Linked DNA regions of Homo sapiens: region 2 is linked to region 1. A link is a contact called in ENCODE Hi-C or POLR2A ChIA-PET data. All regions are on one chromosome and are shown on one strand. Each heading gives the region's core, a stretch centred on a gene start or an enhancer-like site at or near the end of the contact. The rest is flanking DNA. Distances are from core to core; before and after follow the strand shown.

The links. A loop is a pair of places that touch in the nucleus more often than their neighbours do. ChIA-PET counts read pairs that join two places held with the same protein, here RNA polymerase II (POLR2A). Pooled maps may share reads with other maps.
Region 2: a map of K562 shows a loop between it and region 1 (3-fold over the local background). The contact joins the promoter of DYNLT4 here to the enhancer-like site in region 1. A Hi-C loop is called at or near these places in 1 of 168 maps with a recorded cell type or tissue (K562), 2 of 37 single-sample maps with no recorded cell type and 10 of 50 pooled maps. POLR2A ChIA-PET finds 5 or more read pairs at or near these places in 13 of 52 experiments (AG04450, BJ, CD4-positive, alpha-beta T cell and 10 more).

What each region holds. Positions count from the first base shown.
Region 1 is chr1:44,635,694-44,639,390 of GRCh38, reverse strand. It overlaps RNF220 (ring finger protein 220), which reads right to left. Exons shown (of 15, transcript NM_018150.4): 8 at 3,229-3,361. LOC107984950 (a long non-coding RNA gene) reads left to right here. Exons shown (of 2, transcript XR_001738031.2): 2 at 2,934-3,697. Among named protein-coding and RNA genes, the nearest start is that of SNORD145, 34 kb to the left of the region's middle. Within about 2 kb of position 1,855, at least 4 of the 41 ENCODE cell types and tissues checked have a DNase peak (open chromatin) inside an H3K27ac peak, as active enhancers do.
Region 2 is chr1:44,804,904-44,808,600 of GRCh38, reverse strand. DYNLT4 (dynein light chain Tctex-type 4) reads left to right here and starts at 1,250. Exons shown (of 3, transcript NM_001377534.1): 1 at 1,250-1,276; 2 at 1,763-1,817; 3 at 1,922-2,708. The coding sequence starts at 1,933. The coding sequence ends at 2,598. It overlaps BTBD19 (BTB domain containing 19), which reads right to left and starts at 78. Exons shown (of 8, transcript NM_001136537.3): 1 at 1-78. It overlaps PLK3 (polo like kinase 3), which reads right to left. Exons shown (of 15, transcript NM_004073.4): 14 at 3,222-3,335; 15 at 2,611-3,114. The coding sequence ends at 2,923. RefSeq lists enhancers at 1-183, 1-229, 564-813, 288-1,487, 1,081-1,930 and 1 more.

The DNA of each region.
Region 1 (3,697 bases), core at 606-3,105:
TGTCCCTTCCAGATGTGAGGAGCTCTGGGCTCCCCAATGCAGTTGGGTGAACTCTCACTGGCAACCAACACACAGGAGGGACCATGGTTCACCACTATAGGTCTCTTCTCCAGGATCCAGGAGCTGGATGGAGGACAGGAGAGGAAAGGCATGGCTCCTTAGTCACACACCTCCTTAGACTACAGGTGGAAGCAGGCTTGTCTTAAGGGCTGTATAGTTAGGTTCCCCTGTAGTCTGCTTCTCTAGCCTAGAAGCCCCTTGCTCTGCCCAGGTTTGGCATGGTACCCAAGAAAAACATCTTTTCTCCCTAACTGCGGATCTCTTTTAGTGGAATGTTGGTGGCGCACTAGGCTCTGTGTGCTGTCCTTTATGTAAAGAGCAGTAGCAGGTTAGAAAATCTATGGTTCTGAAAGGACAATCAACAACTTAGACACACAGCTTAAGTATTTCTTCTAGAATTGGGAAGGTCAGAGTGCCTCCTAGGCAGCAAAAATTCCTTCCAACTTACTTTCTTGAAGTAATACCTATTTCCTTTAGTCTTTTCAAAAATCTGTTTCCAGTGGGACCTACCTCAGTGCTCACCTGCTCTGTCTGCTTCTTTATTTTGTCCTAAAATATCAATCCGAGTACTCCCAGGCCTGAGATATCTGGAGCTCCTCCTCAGTAACCACAGGTCCCCATCTCTAAGGCCTGTTGCCCTCAGCCAAGTGTCTCCACCGAAACTCTTGCCCGTTCACTGCTTCCCACAGCAGATTACATTTGAGGTAACCGATCTGATCCATCAGACCAACCTCCAGGGGCCTGGTGGGAAGCTTTGCTGAGGATGAAGAAGAGGCCCTACTCTGGGAGGAGGGATGGGGGTGATCGGATACAGGAACTTATCTGCAATTCTTCACTTCTTTCATATCTAACAACGACAGCAATCTCTGTTCTGTCAGCACGCACAGCGCAGTTTAAATGGGCCTCGCCACTCGCCTGCTCATCCTGCCTCTGCCTCCTTCTCTCTGAAGTCTGCTGGGCAGCTTCTTCAGCTGGCGTTATCACTCCCTCTAACCGGTCTTGGCAGGCAATCTAATTCCTCCTGAAAAGGTCACCGCCATTTTAACTGCCTTTCAATCACATTAAGCACGCGCTGCCCGGCTTGCAGCCCGGCCCGCCCGGCGGGCGATCAATGCGCTGCACTGACACCAGCCCGCCTGGCGAGGCCACACCCAACCCCCCAAGAGTTAGGGCCTATCAGTCCTGGCCAGGGAGGGTAGGCTGACAGATGGCCAGCTTTTGCAGACAGGGTTTTGGGGGCAGAGGCAGTAGGGATCAGCCAGGGCCTCCCTTTGATAGCCCCCCCACTGAGGAGCCTCAGCCTCCTCCGCTCCACTGCGCCCCGCTCTCTGCCTCGTGGCCCCCGCTGATCTCGCTGTAAAACAGCCTTTCAAGTCTGCCTGTCTTTTGACTGCACTAAGCTGTTTAAGAGGCGGCAGCAGCTTCTATCAGGAAAGCTGGAGCAATTCTCTGCAGATAAAGGCACCTCCGGCCCCTGTTCCCTCTTCAAGTCTCACTCTCATTCTCGCTCTCCAAATCGCTCAAAGAAAAGCCCCCTTTGAACTCCCCTCAGGAATTCTTGAAAGGAACAACCTCACAGTGTAAACACTCAGGGAAAACGGATACCCGCCCGGGGCCTAAGAGCCCCTCACACTGCTGTGCAAGTGCATCCCGGCACAGGGGAAATACTCTTGTCAAATCAGCAGGCCCTTTGCAGCTTTATCCTCCATAAGCCCTGTCTGGTGCCCAGAAGCCATCAGGTCCAGGTCTGTGCCAAGGAACCTAAGAAGGTGCCACAGCAATGGAGGATGTGAGCAGTTGCAGCTGCCAACAGAGCTAACCAGAGCAGCACGTTGAAACTGACCCTGTGTGGCTGCCATCGGACACCCATGTGTCCAACTCATGGGACAGTCGTCAGCCCTGCTGCTCACTCTTCTAGGGCCTCAGATACTCGAAGGCTCCAGTACGGGATGAGTGAAATGGCAAACTAACACTCTCCAGCTCCGGCTCAGGGAGACTGTTTGGTCTGACTAACCTTCCTGATTTATGTTTTGGCTTGCCCCCAAACACCTGGGTAATGTGAGAGACGCCCAGAGGCATAATGTCTCATCTGGGCTCTTAGCCCCTTCGTGGAACCAGTCTGCACTGGACGGCCCTGCAGAGACCACTCCTCAGCATCTGCCCAGGTAGCACGGCCCCACGAAGGCAGAGAACTTCTTCCCAGCTGCTGTGAGATTCCCCAGGGACCATACACAGCAGTATTCCCAAAGGTGTTGCCCAGAGAGAGAGGCAGACGGGAAGCAGATTGGCTCACTTAATGACCACAAGCTGCAGTACCAGCTGTGCTTGTGCACAGAAAGAGAGAAGAGCTGGAGGCCAAGAGGCAGACAGCTCCCCTTTTCCCCTGCCCAAGGCTGGGGAGTTTAACAAGTCACTAACCCTGGGCACCCAACCAATTCTGCTGTCTGACCTGGTGGGGGGTGTCAAGCCTTGCTCTTCCAAGGAGCTGGGAGGGCACTGGAGATGGGCAGGGCCCTGCACACTCCTTTGTAGCAACTGGGGAGAGCCCAAGGGAAGGAGGGAGCAGCTGGGCCCAGGCCCCTCTTGCTTCAGGGCAGAGGGCGCCCAGGGAGAAGGGATGGGATCAGAGCTAAAATTAGATTCACCAATGAAGCTCATGGGAGGTCAAATTTTGCCATAACTCACTCTCCTCTGTAACTGATTTCCCTGACATAGGGCTGAAGAGGAGGAGGAGGAAAATCCAATGTGTTTGCCTGGAAGCCCTCAGGGCCCCCAGTGCTGGAGGTGTACAGCAGGTTGCTGGATTCTCATTTATCAGCCTTAAGAGGGATGGAGTGATAAATGCATAACCGTCCCTTTAATATTTTATGCAGGTGCTAACGCGGCTTGGCTGTCACCTTCAATGCATCACCCGAAGCTGAGAGCCCCCCTTCGTCACTCCTAGCTTGCAGCCTCACAATTCCATTTCCCCACCCAAATACATCCATTTTAATATGCACATCACAGGCAGGCAGCACGGTCACAAAGGAGCCCCACCAGCAGCAGTCCCCACGTGGTGGAACGGATGGATGACCAGCCACCAGCCTCGGCCTCTTGGCTTCCAGCAGATGGATACCCAGCAGAGGCCTGGCACCAGAGTGCCAATGTCTACGTGTCAGCTGCTTGTACCTCGGAAGCCACCTTCCAGGAGAGTGGTGGCCCGTATCCGCTTCTGTCCACACCACTCATACTCCTCAAAGCGGTTGTTGTTCTCATGCTCGATGTCCACAGCATCATCCTCAGCCATGCAGGAGCCTTCCCTCTGTGAAGAGCAGAGCAGGATCATGCTGGGCCCAGGCCATCCCCACCTGCTCCCCACAGTCTGCAACGAAGGCACAGCTCTAGCCCCAGCTGTGGTGTGCCAAGTGGGCCCTCAGCTCTAGGGCTCCTTTGAAGCAAACCAATTTAGAGGTCAAAGACCTGGGCCTCTTCCCAATAGTTTTCCGCTGGAGCCCAAGGAGGGAATGAGTGAGAGTGAAAGCAAAAGGAGAGAGCAGTGGTCAGAAGGGAAGAAGCTGCTGAGACCACATGGAGACCCCAAGAGCCCACAGATTCAGGGGCAGTCAGCAGCTAGTGTCGGGGGAAGGGAGCGGGGAAG
Region 2 (3,697 bases), core at 1-2,500, 170 kb before region 1:
AAGCTGAGGCTGGAGTGGCCTATGGTCCTGGGAAGAAGCTGGCTGGCTGGCGGCGGCGGCGGCGGCGAAAGAGGCCCTGGCTGGGAGTCTGCCCAGGCAGCCGACGGGGTGGGAAGCCTGTGGGTTTCCATGGAAACTGGAGCTGGCCTGAGAAGAGACTCCACCCATCTCCCGGGCAGGCCCAGGGAAAACTTCAGCCCTTAGAGGGGCATTAAGCGCCATACGAGGGTCTTAGCCCCCGAAGCTGAGCCTGCCCTAGGTTCAGAGTTCAAACTCCTTGCCCTCCTAACCCTTCCCTCCTCCACAGGCACACAGGGTCAGGATCCGGTTAGCCAGGCCGGGGAAACCCCCACTCAACAGGGAAAATCCTCGCCCCCATAGATGGGTCAGGGCCCCGACCTGGCTTGTTTGGGAGGGGACAGTCCCATCCCTGCCAGAGGAGGAGTCACATGAGTTGTCAGCCCTGGCAGAGGTGTCACAGCCTCTGCCATCTCTGAAATGTAACTTTGGGGAAACCTAGGTACTAGAGGTGTAGCCAGCTAGGGACAAGCCCCAGGACACTTGGGTCAGCAAAGGTCACGAGGCTGGACTCGGGGTTCACTGCCGAGTCACTGCCACTTTATAAGGCCTGGTGCCTACCAGCTGAGCCAGTGGGCCTCCCCTCCCCCGCACATAGCCCTGAACTGAGGAAGTCATCCAAGCCCCACCCTAACTCTGCGCCGGGAGCGGAAATGTTTGTCCTTGTCGAGGCCGATGGGGAGACAACAGAGCCATGACGTGTTCCTTCCTGTGGGCCCAGACTCTGGATTCCTGAGCCACCACCCCCGCAGCCTCAAGATCTCCCCCTAACCTAGGCCTCTGTGACTTGTTCACGAATGGCCAGTCATCTGGCCATTCCACAAGGGGAGAAAATGGGCCCTGGCTCAAGAGTCCTGGGGTAGGACAAAGCCTTTCTGACCACAGCCTTGCTCTACATCTGCCCCTCTGTTGCCTGCGCTTAGGAAGTTTGCCTCTAAGCTGCAAGACCCTGTCGGCCGCTCTCCCTGATGACTCAGGGGCACCCCATGCTCAGCACATGCTCACAGCAACAATGCTCTCAGGTTAAGCCAGAGCCAGACTGGAGGGAGGGATCCTGGGAGGGAGGAGTGTTTGCTCTAGCAACCCATGGCAACTCCACAACACAGGTCTTTCCCCTCCCACTTGCCCTTCAGGCCAGCGGGGCCAGGGCTGTGCAGCCAGGACAGAACTCAGAAGCCAAAGCCTGCGGGTGACTCAGGTGCCTGAGGGAGTTTCGGGAGCAGAGGGCAGCCATCTCAGAACTGATTCTGGAGGAAGTGGGATCAGAGGCCAAAGGCAGAAGGTGGAAGGGGGCTTCATGAGTCATCTGCCCTCAGCCTGGGCCAGGTGTAGGGGAGATCTTTGTGCCAGCCACCCTAGAGTAGATCTGGGTGGAAGATGACTGGATTCAACACCCCCAGGGCTGGAAGGATCTGTGGGGTTGAAGGAGCTGAGTCTGTCAGTCCTTCCTGGTTAGGGGTTGGAGGCTCTGCCTCCACAGTCCAGGCTGAGGCAGAGGCCTGCCTCTCCTTCCAGAGAAGTCGGGTGGAAGGGAGAAATGGCAGTCTCTAAGACTCCGAGCGTACCTGGCTAACTTCCATAGTGCCCAGAGAAGGAGCTCAGTCGGCAAGGACTAGCCGAGGATCCCAGTCCTAGCAGCCTCCTGTCCCCTGCTCATGTGTCTAACAGCCTTTAACCTTCTCAGCACCTAGGAACCCAGGCAGCCTGGGACTATCTGATCCACTTGTTCTAAAACACAGGTAAGAAGGGGGTAGAAGGTAAAAACCCTTGACATCACTGAGCAAGAGGCTGGGGTGGGTAGACAGATGCCTGGTGAAGGCCACCCTGAGTGTGGTTCCTCCAGCCAGCAGGTCCATGGCCAGCAGGCCTCTGCCCCCGGGACGCCAGGAGGAGGAGAATGCCAAAGACTCCGGGCGGAAACCCTCACCGGTGCGGCCCCGAGGCTGCCTGCCCAGCATTGATGAGGCCCGACCGGCAGGTCCAGGTCCAGCCCCGGCCTCGCGCCGGGGCTCCATGCTGGGCCTGGCCGCGTCCTTCTCCCGCCGCAACTCGCTGGTCGGGCCAGGCGCGGGTCCTGGGGGTCAGCGGCCATCCCTGGGCCCGGTGCCCCCTCTGGGCTCAAGGGTCAGCTTCTCAGGGTTGCCCCTGGCGCCCGCCCGTTGGGTGGCGCCCTCCTACCGCACGGAGCCAGTGCCCGGGGAGCGCTGGGAGGCTGCGCGTGCACAGCGTGCCCTGGAGGCGGCGCTGGCCGCAGGGCTGCACGACGCGTGCTACTCCAGCGACGAGGCCGCGCGGCTGGTGCGGGAGCTCTGCGAGCAGGTGCACGTTCGCCTGCGCGAGCTCAGCCCGCCACGCTACAAGCTGGTATGCAGTGTGGTGCTGGGGCCGCGCGCGGGCCAGGGCGTTCACGTGGTCAGCCGTGCGCTCTGGGACGTGGCGCGCGATGGGCTGGCCTCGGTCTCCTACACCAACACCTCGCTCTTCGCGGTGGCCACGGTCCACGGGCTCTACTGCGAGTGAGGGGGAGTCCAATTCTGCAAAATTGTTTATTATCCTAGGAGGAGGCCCCCCTGGGGCTCACATCCCAATAAATAAGTGTCTGACAATAAATAAAAGTGGTCCATAAATAACGCCCCCTAGCTGGGAGCTAAGGCTCAGGCTTATCTTGGAGATGGGGTAGGAGCCAGCGAAGACAAGCCGCCCCCAACTCCAGTAAAGCTGGTCCCTGATTCCCTGGGGGATTCGGCCCAAAGCCCCCAGTGAGGCACCAAAGGAAGGGGGAAGGCCACAAAGGCAAGGGCCAGAGCCTGACAGGCACAGGCCTCAGGCCTCAGGGCTTGGGTCCTAGGCTGGGCTGCGGTCCCGGAGCAGGCGCAGAGCATAGCGGAGTCGCTGCCGCAGGTCTGGAGAGCAGCCCAGCTGCCGAAGGTGGGAAGCGAGGTAAGTACAAGCACTACGATTTCGGGCCACAAAAGTCACAAGGAGGGGCTCCCAGCCACTGAGAATCAGCTTGGTGTGGTCCCCGTAGAAGTTCACCTGCACACAGAGCATGACAGTGGTCAGGACCTAGGCTCCGGGCCCAGCTTCCTCCCCAGCACCCTGGGCCTCCCAGACCTTCCCGCAACTCCTGGATAGGCTCTTACCTGGACAGTGCCATCACTAAACAGCATGAGGAGAGCCTGATCCGTCTTGACCCACTGCAGCAGCAAGGGCGGAGCAGGTACCTCTACCTCTTCCACACTGGGCAGATCTCCACCCTGGGAGCAGGATCAGGGCAGGTCACTGATCCAGCGTGAGACAGCCCCCTCCCCATTAGTGTATGCCTTATCCTCTAGCTTTCAGCAACCCCAACCACCACCAAGGGGGAATCAGAGGGATCAGGATGGGTTAGTTTTCTTTTCTTTATTTTTTTTTTTTGAGATGGAGTCTCGCTCTGTTGCCCAGGCTGGAGTGCAATGGTGCGCCATCTCTGCTCACTGCAAGCTCCGCCTCCTGGGTTCGCCCATTCTCCTGCCTCAGCCTCCCGAGTAGCTGGGACTACAGGCGCCCGCCACCACGCCCGGCTAATTTGTTGTATTTTTAGTAGAGACGGGGTTTCACCTTGTTAGCCAGGATGGTC